Regions from separate parts of the Homo sapiens genome. Here region 2 is linked to region 1. The links are chromatin loops, found by intact Hi-C in ENCODE. Cell type or tissue: K562. All regions are shown on one strand.

Region 1 (8,000 bases):
ACAGAGCTACATATAGGAGACTGGTTTTCTGACCAGTCCGGGTCAGAGTTCTCAGCATTCCATCACACTGCTTAATATGAATTCAGCCAATAAAGTTGTCACTTACTTCTACTTTCCATTTCTACTGTATTAAAGTAGACAAACAGATTTGTAGCCTATTGCAATTATTTTAGTTGAAAACTTTGACTTTATTTTTGATCCGAGTAGGAGACTGACAAACTCCAGACCATTTTTCTGAAAGACTTACAGATCATCATTTTTTAAAATTCCCTTTGGCTATATTTTATTTATGAATAACAGAGTATGACTCTTTCATCTTTGCCTCTGAAATCTCTATGCCCATGTGGTATAGACTATAGGGAACCATGTGTTGGTGAAAAATAAGAAGTTTTCAAAAGAAGGCAGAAGACTGCAAATTACAAAAAGGAAATGTCCAAGTAGTGGTAACTATGTCTTAAGCTCATGGTACAAAGATAATGATAGCAGTGCTTTTCTAACGCCTTTATAGCCTTGGTCACAAGATTGGAGAGCATAGTGGTGTTGGTTTTCAATTCCATAAGGATTTACTGAGTATTACCATGGGGCCAGTTCCCTTGTCCTCAATCTATCTTAACTTTCAATGGGAAGCAATGATAGGAGGAAAAAAATAGCAAAGACCTATTAAATAATTCAGTAAAACTTAAGTCGACACAAACCCCATTTACTAGAACTTTCTCAGTGTGGTAGTTAAGAACATGGGCTTTGGAGATGGACAGACCCAGACTTCCAGCCTGGATATTTGAACTTGAATGAAATACATAACTTTTCTGAGTCTCAGTTTCTCATTTGTTCATTGAGGTACTACCCTACTGATTGGCTGTACATATTAAATTAGCTAGAGTAGCTATAGTGTACATTTATTCTTTTATCAACCAAGAAGAATGGTCCCTTTTTCTGGGAAATTCTCTTCTGTGGTTGGGTTAGAGCTGCCATAGCCCAGGGATAGGTACCTATAACCAAGCTAGGTCAACCATGGCTTTTTCACAGGACTTTTCCATTTAAAACCAGAAAGAGCAAGTCTGAGTCTATCCTTCCCTAGAGCAAAGATGACACACAGAGGTTGAAGGAGCCATTCTTTCTGACATATGGAGACAAGTGATCTGAGAGAACAATGCTGCTGAGGAGGGAGAAGTAAATTTGAGAGAGGAAGATAGGTATATAGGAAAAACAGTGTTTATATTCTAGAAATTCAGGAGACCCAGATGCACTCCCATGCTTCATACAATTACAAGATCCCCCTTTTTCAATTTAGTTAATTCAGATTGCATCTCTGTCACTTGTAATCAAAGGAATCCTGCCTAATACAGTACTTAACACAATGCCTGCATCACTGTAGCTCAATACACTGAAGTTATTATGATTTCCTCACATAATTGGATTAGCACTTCCATCCCTACTTCTCTATAACACATAAAAAGAAAAACTTCAGATGCCTAAATAAAAGCTTACATTATAAATGTAGCAAAAATAATAAGCATCATGCTACCACTTAGAATCCTTACATATTCAACTAAACCTCCTATACTTTTTTTCTGGCTATAACTAACATTTATGCTGTACTCTATATTGTACAGAGAACATTTTTTAAGCAAAACATTGTCCAGCAGAAATATAATGTGAGCCATATGTGTAATATTTTAATTTCCAGCAGCCAAAATAAATTTTTACAAGTGAATTTAAAAAATAAACAAGTGAATTAATTTTAATAACACTTTATTTAACTCAATGGGTACAATATATTGCCATTTCAACATGTAATCAATAAGATATTTTATATATTTTTCCACCTAAGTGTTCAAAATCTACTGTGTATTTTATACTTACAGCACATCTCAATTGGACTAGCCACATTTCAAATGCTCAATAGCCACTTATAGCCAGTGGCTACTACATCAGACAGTGCAGATATAAAATGCTGTAGTCAATCTTCACACCAATTTTAAGAAGATTGAAGCTTTTGTAATTACAGATGATAAAATTGAACTCAAAAAAATTAAGTGATTTTTTTTTCATAGTCAACAACTAATCAGTCCCAAGCCCAGGATCAAACTTTGGCCTTTGCCCTCTACATTTTCTGCTTCTTATTTATGTTACCCATACAATAAGAACTGATGTTCAACATGATCCTGAAATACAGCCAAATCAAACAAATACATAAATAATGACATGACTTCACCTATAAAATGGAAAGACTGGATTGGTGGGCAATAGGTACAAGGATTTATCTTCTGTATTTTCTGTTATAGTTCACAAGTCAGGTTTCAAGAGAAAAATGGGTATTGCTGATATGTCTTAACCATTATCATTTTCTCTGAACCTTTTCACAAAGTCCTTTCATTGCTTTTTCTTTGTAGCAACAAATGAATTCCTTGTTTTGATGCAAATTAACCCTGCAAATTAACAAGAAACTTGTTTTTTAGTTAAGATAACTGAGTGAAAGTGCTTAGCACAATGCCTGGAACATAGTAATTTATGTTGATTTCCTTTGCATCATAGGGTAAACATGTTTTCAAGGAAAATTTAATACCTGGGAAAATACACTAATAGAACATAAGTTTGATTCTAAATGAAAATTATATTCTTAAAAGCAATCTGCCTCTGTATGTGTACAGACAAAACTATGCCTCTGTACGTGCATATCTGCCCCTATTTGTGCATAGACCAACATATTAACAATAATTAGCTCTTGATAATGGTATTAGAAATGACTTAAAGTAGATGTTTATTTTTGTATGTTATGAAAAAATGTTTGCAAAAATGGCTGCAAACATTCATCCCACTCACCCTCACTTGCTGCCACCCATATCACAATGCAATATTATTTTATATTTCTTCTCACCAAGAGGTAGGGTACACTTCTTCACTCCTTGAATCTGGGCTGGCCTTGTGACTTGCTTTGTACAATAGAGGGTGTTGGGGAGTGTCTGTGTCCCTCCAAAATTCCTATGTTGAAGGCCTAACTCCCAGTGTGGTAGTATTTGGAGATGGGGGCCTTTGGAAGATGATTACGTTTAAATGAGGTTATGTGGGTAGGGCCCCCATCATGGGATTAGTGTCCTTATAAGGAAAAGAAGAAACACCAGAGCATGTGCTCACTGTCTCTCTGGCTCTCTCTCACACACACCCCATCTACCCCCATGTGAGGACTCAATGAGAAGACAGCAAGCAGCCTTCTGCAAGCCAGGATAAGGGTCCTCATAGCAACTGAATCTGCCAGCACCTTTATCTTGACTTTCCCAGCCACCAGAATGGTGAGATATAAGTGTGTGTTGTTTATGCTATCCAGTCTATGATGTTCTGTGACAGCAGCCTGAGCTGACTGAGGCAGAGGGGAAGTACTGTTTTACCAGCTCCAGACACAGGCCCAAGAGCATTGTGGATTTCTGCTTGCTCTCTTGGCTCCTCTTCTCCTTCTCCAAGAGAACAAGCCCAAGCTAGTCTGCTGTAGGATGGGAGGCCACATGGAGGAGCTGATCCTGACATCCCAGCTGATGCCTCATACGTTTGAGTGAGCCCCAATGACAACAGCTGAGGTTGGCCCAGACTGGAAGAACTGCCCTCTGAGCCCATTTAAATTACTGCCAGCAGAATTGTGACCTGAATGTATGCTGTCTTAAGCCACTAATTTTGGGGGTGGTTATCTCAACACAGTGTAAAATAATAAAAATAAAAAATAAAAAAACTGGCTGGGTCTAATGGCTCACACCTATATTCCCAGTACTTTGGGAAGCCAAGGCAGGAGGATCACTTGAGCCCAGGAGTTTGAGACCAGCCTAGGCAACATGATGAGACCCCATCTCTACAAAAAAAAATTAAAGAAAATAGCCAGGCATGATGGTGTGTGCCTGTGGTCCCAGCCACTCAGGAAACTGAGGCAGGAGGATTGCTTGAGCCCAGGAAGTCGAAGCTGTAATGAGCCACATTCATGCCACTGCACCCCAGCCTAGGCAATACACCAAGACCCTGTCTCAGGAAAAAAGAAAAAAGTTTGGGGTGGTTTATTATGTAGCAAAACCTAAATTAATACAAACGTGTTTTCCAGAGTTTCTACAATGAAAAGCGTAATATTCATTAAAAAAAAAAAACAAAAAAAAAAAACCAGGCCGGGTGCGGTGGCTCATGCCTGTAATCCCAGCACTTTGGGAGGCCAAGGTGGGTAGATCATCTGAGGTCAAGAGTTCAAGACCAGCCTGGCCAACATGGTGAAACCCCGTCTCTACTAAAAACACAAATAATTAGCCAGGTGTGGTGGCAGGCACCTGTAATCCCAGCTACTCGGGAGGCTGAGGCAGAAGAATTCCTTGAACCTGGGAGGCAGAGGTTGTAGTGCGTTGAGATCGCGCCATTGTACTCCAGCCTGGGCAACAAGAGCGAAACTCCATCTCAAAAAGTAAAAAGTAAATAAAAAATAAAAACATTTGTAAAGAAGTCAGAAAGAAAGGAAGAACGAAGGAAAGGGAGTGAAGGTGGGAAAAAAGTGACAACGGTGGGAGGGAGAGAGGAAAGTAGGAACGAAAGAAGAAAAGCAAAAACAGATCTGTGTGCAAAAACACAGATCTGGGTACAAATCCTCACTCCACTATCCACTAGTTGTGTTAGTCAAGTTATCCAAAGCTTTTCTATCAAACTTTTCATATCAAACTTTTCTAATATTGCTTACCTCGTAGAATTGCTTTATGAATGATAGGTGATATTTACAGCACCCAGCAGAGTATCTGACCCTTAACAGCACTCAGTACATCTCATACCCCTTCCTCACCTTCTCCTTTTTTCTACACCCAGTAAAACCTGGATTTTTATGGCTCAGCTTTATCCCACTCAAGTATGCAGGGATATAGTTCACATTTTATTTTAAATTCATTTTAATCTCCTTTCCCAGGCAGAACAGGCTAAGTGACTCAAATCCATTTAATTAGGTCCTTCTGCACCTTTAGCTTTGGAGAAAATGTTAAATAATAGGAATGCTATAGATTCATTACTAACTTTCCTTGAATATTTTATTATGAAAATTTCAAACATACCAAAAAAGCTGAAAGAATTTCACATGATGAATATCTACATATCTAATGTATAAATTCAATAATTTGGCTAGGCATGGTGGTTCACATCTGTAATCCCAGCAGTTTGGGAGGCCAAGGTGGGTGGATCACTTGAGTTCAGGAGTTCGAGACCAGCCTGGTCAACATAGTGAAACCCCGTCTCTAATAAAAATACAAAAATTAGCCAGGTGTGGTGGTGTATGCCTGTAATTCCAGCTACTCATGAGGCTGAAGCAAGAGAATCACTTGAACCCAGGAGGCGGTCGTTGCAGTGAGCCAAGATAGTGCCCTGCACTCCAGCCTGGGTGACAAAGTAAGACTCCACTTCAAACAAACAAACAAAAAATTCAATAATTTGAAACATTTTGCAAGTTTGCTTTATCTAGATATTTGGGATTTTATTGTTTTTGCTGAACTTTTAAAGAATGAATTGAGACATTTTACTTCACCTCTTAATTTTTCATGATGCATTTCCTAATGGGGACATTTTCCTACACAACACAAAATTAATAATTCCTTACTGTCATCTAACATCCAATCTATATCTAAGTATCTCCAATTGTCTCTGAAAATGTCTTTGCTAATAGCTGACTTTTTAATAATAGCTAACATTTAGATAGTCATGATGCTTACAACAATACTCTAAGATGGATATTATTATTATCATACTATAGTTAAAGAAATTAAGTTCAAATGCTAACTGCCCTTCAGCACCATAGGAAAGGTAATAATTTAAAAATAAACAACAACAACAAAAAATGCTAACTGCCTTGCCGAAGATCACATAGATAGTTTGTGGAAAAGTTATTATTTAAGCTTATTTAAGTGTTTAAGTGTTTTTCAATAGATCAGGCTGATATGTGAACAAATGCATTTAAATTTTTTAAAAATCAATATACTCTAAAACAAAGCTTTCAGAAGAAAACCTACATAAAGTAATATCACGATATTGACGCAAACAGAATTCTTAAACAGTACTCAAAAAGTAGGAACTGTGAAGCAAATCAATAAAGTAGACTGCATTAAAGAATTTCGGTTCATCCAAAGACACCATTAAGAAAGTGAAAATATAAACCACATTGACAGAAGATTTTTCCAATACATACATTCAAAGGACTCAATATAAATCTCTAAGAAAATCTACAAATCAGTACAAAAAAGGCAGAAAACGCAGCTGAAAATTTGGCAATCTGCTGGCACCTTTATCTTGACTTTTCCAGCCACCAGAACTGTAAGATATATACGTGTGTTGTTTTAACATACAATGCTCAGACAGAGGCAGTGGCTCATACCAGTAATCCCAGCACTTTGGGAGGCCGAGGCGGGTGGATCACTTGAGGTCAGGAGTTCAAGACCAGCCTAGCCAACATGGTGAAACCCCATCTTTACTAAAACTACAAAAATTAGCTGGGTGTGGCAGTGGGCGCCTATAATCCCAGCTACTCAGGAGCCTGAGGCAGGAGATTTGCTTGAACCCGAAAGGTGGAGGTTAGAGTGAGCCCAGATCATGCCACTGCATCTCAGCCTGGGCAACATAATGAAACTCTGTCTCAAAAAAAAAAAAAAACAACAATGACACAGTGCTCTTAGGCCTATGTTTGGTACTGGTACAATAGCACTTCCCCTCTGCCTTAGTAAGCTCAGGCTGCTGTAACAAAATAGCATAGACCAGATAGCTTAAACAATACATATTTGTATCTTATGGTTCTGGTGGCTGGGAAAGTCTAGATAAAAGTGCTGGTCATAATCAGGCCTCTCACAAAAGACTACATACAAATACCCAATAAACTTATGACTAGGTGCTTAACCTCACAGTCATCATGAAAATTCAAATGCAAACCACAGTGACAGATACACTAACTAGAATGGCTAAAATTTAAATGACTGGCCTGGTGCAGTGGCTCACATCTGTAATCTCAGCATTTTGGGTGGCCAAGGCGGGTGGATCAGAAGTCAGGAGATCAAGACCAGCTTGGCCAACACGGCAAAACCCCGTCTCTACTAAAAATACAAAAGATTAACCAGGCTTGGTGGCACGCGCCTGTAGTCCCAGCTACTCAGGAGGCTGAGGCAGGAGAATCGCTTGAACCTGGAAAGTGGAGGTTGCAGTGAGCCGAGATCGTGCCACTGCACTCCAGCCTAGGTAACAGAGCGAGACTCCATCTTGGGGAAAAAAAAAAATTTAAATGACTGACAGTATCAAATGTTGGTAAAGATGTGGAATAACTAGAAATCTCACACCCTGCTGAGAGGAGTAAAACTTGGTACAACCACTTTGTAAAACTGTTTGGCAGTATCTATTAAAGCTCAATATGCACATACCATGTGACCCAGTAATTTTTAACATATATAACCAACAGAAATATGTATATAACCAACAGAAATATGTTCACATGGGCACCAAAAGACACATATGGGAATATTCATAGTAGTACTTTTCATAGCAGACCCAAACTGGAAATGTCTGCCAAAATGAAAAAACTAAATTAGTATATTCCCTTAATGGAATACTATATAGGAATGAGAAAGAATGAACTACAACTACCACACAATGGGTCTCACAAACATAAATTTGGGCAAAATAAATGAGAGCAAAAGATCATATACTAAATGATTCCATTTATACAAAATTCAAAAATGAACAAAATGAATCTACAGTGTAAAACATTGGGTCATTAGTTATTCTTAGTAGAGGTTGGAGGGTTGTCAGGAACTAGAAAGGGGCTTCTGGGTTGCTAGTAACCTCCTGTTACTTGATTTGGATGCTAGTTACACAGTGTATTCACTTTATAAATGCTTTACACTTTTCTGTGTACTTAAAATTTCGCCTACAAATTCAATGTTCTTTGGGCATACACACACTCACAAATCATTATGTAGGATTCTGAAACCGATGTTTAGCAGTTCATCTCCTAAGAATTC
Region 2 (8,000 bases), 76 kb after region 1:
AGACCAGCCTGGCTAGCATAGTGAAACCCTGTCTTTACTAAAAATACAAAAACTAGCCAGGCATGCTGGCACATGCCTGTAATCCCAGCTACTCAGGAGGCTGAGGCAGAAAAATCACTTGAACCCAGGAGGCGGACGTTGCAGTGAGCTGAGATCACGCCACTGCACTCCAGCCTGGGTGATGGAGCGAGACTCCATCTCAGAAAAGAAAATAAAAAAGAAAAACACTTTCAGAAGATTTCTCCATGTCAAAAAACTATAATGCTCACCTAGCAGAACGGCTGAAATCTAAAACACTTACTACACTAAATACTGGTGATGATATGGAGAAATAGAAACATTTATTGCTGGTGGAAATGCAAAATCAAATAACCAGTTTGGAAGACAATTTGCCAGTTACTCACAAAGCTAAAATATACACTTACAATCCAGCAATTACACTCCTTGGTCTTTACCCAAAATAGTTGAAAACTTACATTTTGCACAAAACTCTGCACGTGAATATTTGGAGCAGCTTTATTCATAAATGCCAAGACATGGAACCAAGATGTTCTTCAAAACGAATAAACTGTGGTACATCCATACAATGGAACATTATTCACTTACAAAAATAAATGAGCTACCAAGCCTCCAAAAAACACAGAATGTGTAGTGCATATCACTAAGTGAAAGGAGCCAAGTCTGATAAGTAGATATACTATATGATTCCAACGATATGACATTCTATAGAAGGCAAAATTATAAGGACAGTAAAAAGATCTGTAGTTTTCAGAAGTTTGGCGAAAATCAGGGAGGAATTAATAGGTAGAGCACAGGAAATATAAATTATAAGACCATGAAACTATTCTGTATAATGCAGTAATGATGGAAAAATGTCATGTCATTGTGCATTTGTGAAAATCCATAGACTATAAAAAACGAAAACGTCAATGCAAACTATGAATTTTAGTTAATAACTTTTCTATATTAGTTTATTAACTGTAACAAATGTACTACACTAATGCAAAATGCTAATAATGAAGAAGCTAGGGTGAGGGAGGGGATTTTCCATTTAATTTTTATGTAAACCTAAAGCTTATCTAAAAATCAAGTATATTAATTTTTAAGTAGTGCTAATTCATTCTTTTTACTGACTATATTATATTCCAAGATGGTATAAATATTCTCCAATGTATTTAACCATTCCACTACAGATGGACATTCATTTGCTTTTTTGAGATTTTTTTGGTTTTGTTTTTTGCCCACTACAGCAACATTGAAACAAGCATCAACCTATACATGACCTAACCTGCTAATGCTTCCATTTCCACAGCTATTCTCTTAAAAGTAGCCTGAATTAAATTATTTACTTAAAATTCTGAATGTACATTGTTATGTTGCTTTAAAAAGAGGCTAGTAATACTTCAGCTAACAAAAAAAGGGAGTATTATTTTCCCCAGATCCCACCAGCAATAGACTTTTAGTTTTATTTTTTAAATAAAATAAATATAATTATATACATTGTATACATATATTTATCAGTAATAAATATAAAATTAAAAATTTTTATATTTTGATTTTGCCAGTCCAATAGATCCAAAGTGATATCCTATTTAAATACTTAAATGTCCCTTCCCTGACAACTACATTTGAACATTTAAAAAATGTTTTTTGGTCATGTAGATTTGTTCTTTTTTGAATGGTCTACTCATATCCTTTTCTCCACTTTTCAATGGAAATTGTTTGTCTTTTTCTTGTCAGGTTGTGAAAGCACTTTGTATATTCTTACATGTACATGAGGTGGATTGAAGTCCAGGTTATATACCCTTCCGCTAGGAGGGTGAATCCAACGGCGGCTGAGACGATCTTTAAGTGTTTCAAATGGAATATTCAAACTGATCACTAGATCCACTTCACAGATTTTGTCCAGGGCTTCGGCTTGTCCTAATGTCCTAGGAAAACCTAAATGCAAAGAACAAAACAAGTGAAATGCAAGCTATTGCCCAGTTCCAATTAGTTCTTGAAACATTTTCAGTGACAGAATTAAATCTGCATATACCATTCTAAAAGGAGCTTTACACTATCTGGGTGATGGGATCATTTGCATCCCAAACCTTAGCACCACATAATAAATCCATGTCACAAACCTGCACATGTATCCTCTGAATCTAAAAGTTGAAATTATTTTTTAAAAATGAGCTTTAACCAAGAATATCTACCTCCATAAATGTAATATTAAAATAAAATATGCTATTCTATAACCTAGCTTCTGCATTTGGAAGACTCAAAGATTAAGGAATCATATGATAAAAATTTAAAATGCGCTAAACTAAAAATCACTAAACCAGTCCTGGCTCTAGTCCTTTCTCTGCTCTTAACTACCTGTGTCACCTCAGGCAAGTTACATCACCTCCATTTCCACTTCTGTTAAAAAAGTGAAGGGAAAGCATTTTATCTTACATCATTTTAACACTAGCCATTTATGAGTAGGTTCTTAGGTTAGCAAAAATAACTATATACATTTATTTTAGAGTCTAAATCAATTAAAGTATGATCCTCCATCCAGACCTTCACCTGAGTCTGCACTTTAACCAAGGTAGGCAATCTGATTAACAGCATGGTGACTATCATAAATACTGTATTGTACACTTGAAATGTGCTCAGAGTTGATTTTCAGGATTCTCGCCACACACATAAGAAATCATACCTATGTGAGATGATGGATATGTTAATTATTAAACCTAACTGTGGTAATCATTTCACACTGTATGTATCAAAGCATCACATTGTACACCTTAAATATATACACTTACTTGTCAAGTATACCGCGATAAAGCTGGAAAAAATTTGAAATTGTTTTAAGTCTATTTAAAGATTTTAAAAGGAACTAGAGTTTTTAAATCTATTGGGATAATGCAAAACTTATTCTTCCTACTTTTCTAAATGTGTGGAAATAACAAAATTAAAATTTGGGCTCATGGGCATCTCTTCCTTTTCTGATTTAAGTATAAGCTCTGGGTGACCTCAGGAGTTAGGTCATATGACCCCAAATTACACTTTTCTTCAGAGATTGACCTGTTTAAATGTAACTCCAGGTTTGGCTCTGGTGGGGCTACACAGTGGTAACTTTTTCCTAAACAAATCACTCCAGTTTATCTGCTCTGACAAAAATCTTGCTGGATCTACTATCATTTTCTAAAAAAATGTCTTTATATCCTAGTTAAAGAACCAGGTAGATGAAGAGCTGAAAGTATAATAAAAGATGCAACATCCAGAAGAGAAACTTTAAATCCATTCAGATAAGGATACCAGCCCATCTCTACCCTTTCAAAATTGGAAGTATCAAGATGACAACTTAAAAATGGGTATTCATGGCCCTGTAGCACTTACAATTCAAAGAATTCCTTTCCTTACTGCAGGAAGTTGGTGGCTCAAACATGAATATGCAGCACTGCATTGAAACCCCTAAGTCTGTGTGAATGCCAAGCTGATTTGAGTGCTCACTGAGTTGAATGTGACAAAATCCACCCACGCCACTGCTTCAGGTACCTATTGCTTGCTAACTCTCCAATGCTTCCTCCAAAGCCTTCCTTACTGCCTGTGAGCCATCCACATAAAGTCCCCTCTCAATGACTGTCAGGTTCTGCCTTTCCCTGGACAACTCACTCTTCACTACAATGTCAAGATGGCAATTGGAATAAAAAGTTGCCTGCAAGGCCAGGCACAGTCGCTCACACCTGTAATCTCAACACTTTAGGAGGCCGAGGCAGTGGGATCACTTGAGGCCAGGAATTCAAGGCCAGCCTGGGCAATGTAGAGAGAACCCATCTCTACCAAAAATAAAAATTAAAAAATTGCTTTTACTGGTGATGCATGCCTGTAGTTACAGGTACTTGGGAAGCTGAGGTGGGAGGATTACTTGAGCCCAAGGAGTTCAAGGCTGCAGTGAGCTACAATCACACTACTGCACTCCAGCCTGGGTGACAGAGTGAGATAGTGAGCTCCTGTCTCAAAAAGAAAAAAAAAAGAAGAAAAGAAAGAAAAGGAAGACAGAGAGAAAGAGAAAGAAAGAAAAAAGAAAAAAAAAGAAAGGTACCTACAGCCCAAACAACCTCAAGATCATCTATAAACTCTTTCCCCGCAAACCTCTGCCACATCAATGAAAAGCATTTTCTAAAGCAGTGGCTTCCAAAGTTATCTTCACTGAAGTACAGAAAGAAAATATTTGAACTTTGGGGAAGCGGGAGGCAGGGAGGGCTTGGCTCATTCTTTTAAAAGAATGTCGTATTAGTGGCCGGGCATGATGGCTCATGCCTGTAATCCCAGCACTTTGGGAAGCCCAGGCCGGTGGATCACTTGAGGCTAGGAGTTCGAGACCAGCCTGGCAAAACTCCATGTCTACTAAAAATACAAAAATTAGCTGGGCCTGGTGGCGCATGCCTGTAATCCCAGCCACTAGGGAGGCTGAGGTACGAGAATTGCTTGAACCTGGGAGGCAGAGGTTACAGTGAGCTGAGATTGTACCACTGCACTCCAGCCTGGGTGACAGAGTAAGACTGTCTAAAAAAAAAAAAGCACTGCAATCACATTAGTGAAACTGCATGGGTAAATAAATAATTTATACATAATTATCCATATATTGAAGATGTAAATTCAACCTTCTCACTGATAAATGTAAACAAAGAATTTTAGAGATCCCTCTTCTAAGACCTGAAAGCTTAGCCACAGTCTCTGCCTTGTGTTCTAGCATCACTAACTGTGACCTTGACAAGAAAACAGTCTTTATATCGGATAGAGGTTGAGAGCTGGGAGCGGGGGAAGCACTAGAAAAGAAAAGAACAGGAAGCTCTAAAAGATAACATAACATTAGTTCCTCCAACAAATAAAAGCTCAAATCTTATTGGCTAGTTTCTTTGTCTAATGAGGGTAACAAGCCAGTCTGCTCAGCTGAGCTCTAGAGCCCTCTGGAGGAGTAAAATGCAAAGTGTACAAAATAGGCTGAACTCAGCAAGAAAAATTTCAAAAACATGTTGGATAGCACCTGCTACCTACTGGACTCTCACATTCAGACCTGCTAAAGACCACAGATGATAATTAATTCCAGTGATTTAGACTACAAGCAACAGGTACCTAAAGCTGGTTTAGAAGGAACAACTATAGAAATAAACCATTCCACAACTTCAAGGGTTCTCCATTTGATGAGCACATCAAAATCACCAAGGAAGACTCAAAAGAAAAAATCAGGGTCGGACATGGTGGCTCACGCCTGTAATCCCAGCACTTTGGGAGGCCGAGGCGGGTGAATGACCTGAGATCAAGAGATCAAGACCATCCTGGCCAACTTGGTGAAACCCCATCTCTACTAAAAATATAAAAATTAGCCGGGCATGGTGGCAGGCGCCTGTAATCCCAGCTAATCAGGAGGCTAAGGCAGGAGAATCAATGAAACCCGGGAGGCGGAGATTGCAGTGAGTAGAGATCGTGCCACTGCACTCCAGCCTGGTGACAGAGCAAGACTCCGCCTCAAACAAAAAAAAAAGAAAGAAAGAAAGAAAAGAAAAGAAAAGAAAAAAAATCAATGATGATGGATGCTCAGATCCTGTCCCAGACTTTCCTAGAGTAGAACATCTAGGAGTGAGAGCAGGACTTGGGTATTTCTAATATTTACCCCGATTCATGACGAACCACCAAACTTCTCAGTGACAGCAACAGTGCAAGTATGACACTAAACACTTATCTGCCCCATTTTTCTGTCAGGCTTAACTCTACTTCTAAGTAGGTAACAAACCACTTTGAAGAACAAGTCGCCTCTATCTCACTTCATCAGAAGTGAGCTGGGAAGGAAAGTCCCAAACACATGCAAATCTTTCCAGATTTACGAACTCCCTAACTTAGTCACCTGTTTGTGACATTCTTCTCCAGAGGCTCTCATGTACTTGTGCAGTATCTTACCTCTAAGGAAAGTGGTGGCAGGGGAGGCAAGCATGGTATATTAGTAAGAACAATGGACCAGAAATAAGTCAAAGATCTGGGTGCCACTCACTATTTCAAAAGTGAGGAGAAATAGCCTTAAGGTAGACACATTCAGGACTCAATAACACATTAGGTATAAGCACAAGCTTTGGGAACAGACACACCTGGATTTAATGCCTAGATTTATCTCTACCTGTAATCAGACGCACCTGGATTTAATCCCGGGACTTTACCTAGCCGTAACTGTGAGAACTTTGGCAAGTTTCATATACTCTCAGATCCTTAGTTTCATCTACTCTCAGATCCTTAGTTTCATCAGATATGAAACAAGGGGCCGGGCACAGTGGCTCACGCCTGTAATCCTAGCACTCTGGGAGGCCAAGACGGGTGGATCACTTGCGGTCAGGAGTTCAAGACCAGCCTGGCCAACATGGCAAAACCCCATCTCTACTAAAAATACAAAAATAAGCCAGGCATGGTGGCCCACGCCTGTAATCTCAGCTACTCAGGAGGCTGAGGCAGGAGAATCACTTGAACCCGGAGGTGGAAGTTGTAGTGAGCCGAGATCGTGCCACTACACTCCAGCCTGGGCAACAGAGAGGGACTCCATCTCAAAACAAACAAACAAACAAACAACAACAACAACAAAAATGAGGGCACATTAGTTTGCTAGGGCTGCCACAGACTGGGTGGCTTAAACAATCCTGGAAGCTATAAGTCCAAGACCAAGGTATCAGCAGGGTTTGCTCCTTCAGAGGCCTCTAATTGATTCATAGATGGCTGTCTCTCCTGCTGCCTTCACATGGTCTTCACTCTATGTATCCACGTCCAAATGTCCTTTTCTTATAAGGACGCCAGTCAGATTGGATTGGGGCCCACCCTAATGACCTCATTTGAAGTTAATCACCTCTTTACAGACCTTCTCTCTAAATATAGTCACAATCTGAGGTACTGGGGGGGCAGTTAGGGCTTCAACACAGGAATTCGGGGTCAGAGGACACACCCACAACTCAGCCCATGACAAAGGGTAATGCCTACTGCACAGGGCAGTTTGAGGATTAAAAGTGACAATCCCTGTCAAATGTATAAGATGCAAAGTGCTGGGCACATGGAGAGTGTGCTGATTAATAAACGGTTGCTGCTGCTCTTGGTAGAGCTCACCTAGGAGCTCAGCTCATTTCCCAATTCAATAAAAACGCAGCAGCAGGAAAGAAAGGCCCTCATCCACCCACATTTAATTCCTTTTCTGGGTTTTTTCTAAGAGCTTGGGGAGTCCCTGGTGCTCTCTGTGGCAGTTACAGCTCAGCACAGGTAGTCATGAGTCACAGGGAGCTCAACCCCAGCACAGCACAGAACCTGGGCACAACACAGCCACTACTTCCATAAGCCTCCTTCCACTGGTTTTCAGTTTGCCCCTTTCATCACCTACCTGACTCTTTAATAGTAAAGCTCCTTAATCTACTTTCCTGATCTGGTTCAATACCTTATCACGGTGAGGTTTCATTTGGGTTACAGATGGATAAATTCAACACAAAGACTCACTCTTAAGCTGTTGATAATACAAGTGTACCTTGAGGTAGCAACATGGTATAACTTCCAAGGAACTAGTGCACGTGCAGGCTGTGTTAACTGTAACTAAGGATCCAAATCAAGAAAAGTGGCAGCTTTGTGGTATTTTCTGTAGTGAGTGCCCTTTTCTAGAAGCATTCACAAAGACAAGACAACTGTGCCTTGGAAGGAGCTGGACTACATGGCTTCCAAGTCTGCAACTCAGCAAACATAGCCTTTATGCTTCACATATACTAAACTGTTCACAAAGCATTTCTATAAATTTACTTACCTCTTACTCTTCTCATTAACCCTATGAGGTGGATAGAGAAGTTATTAGCCTCAGTTTAATTAAGCTTGGATTCAGTGAAAGCCAACAGCACAATGCATATGACATCTGGTCCTTAGATTTCTGCTAAAGTGTTCTCTCTTTCTATGCAACGATGCTGCTGTATCAGGCATATAAAAAGTAATTGTTAAAAAGAATCCTCCAGCCTGGG

The links. A loop is a pair of places that touch in the nucleus more often than their neighbours do. Peaks named below come from ENCODE experiments on the same cell type or tissue, not always from the same donor. Only the 100,000 strongest peaks of a DNase experiment are listed, where the experiment ranks them.
Region 2: it touches region 1 in a loop (5-fold over the local background); 2 of 110 quality-filtered maps call a loop at or near these places.

Annotation. Positions count from the first base shown.
Region 1 is chr1:65,288,458-65,296,457 of GRCh38, reverse strand. The region is part of intron 2 of DNAJC6-AS1 (DNAJC6 antisense RNA 1); the gene reads left to right. It also overlaps a transcript of DNAJC6 not described here. Among named protein-coding and RNA genes, the nearest start is that of DNAJC6-AS1, 17 kb to the left of the region's middle. RefSeq lists a silencer at 6,902-6,961. In K562, no CTCF peak of the experiment used is centred here; a DNase peak (open chromatin) is centred at 3,217.
Region 2 is chr1:65,212,695-65,220,694 of GRCh38, reverse strand. It overlaps AK4 (adenylate kinase 4), which reads right to left. Exons shown (of 5, transcript NM_013410.4): 3 at 1,769-1,941. Among named protein-coding and RNA genes, the nearest start is that of AK4, 68 kb to the right of the region's middle. RefSeq lists an enhancer at 7,069-7,168. In K562, a CTCF peak has its summit at 4,939 (motif pointing left); a DNase peak (open chromatin) is centred at 4,904.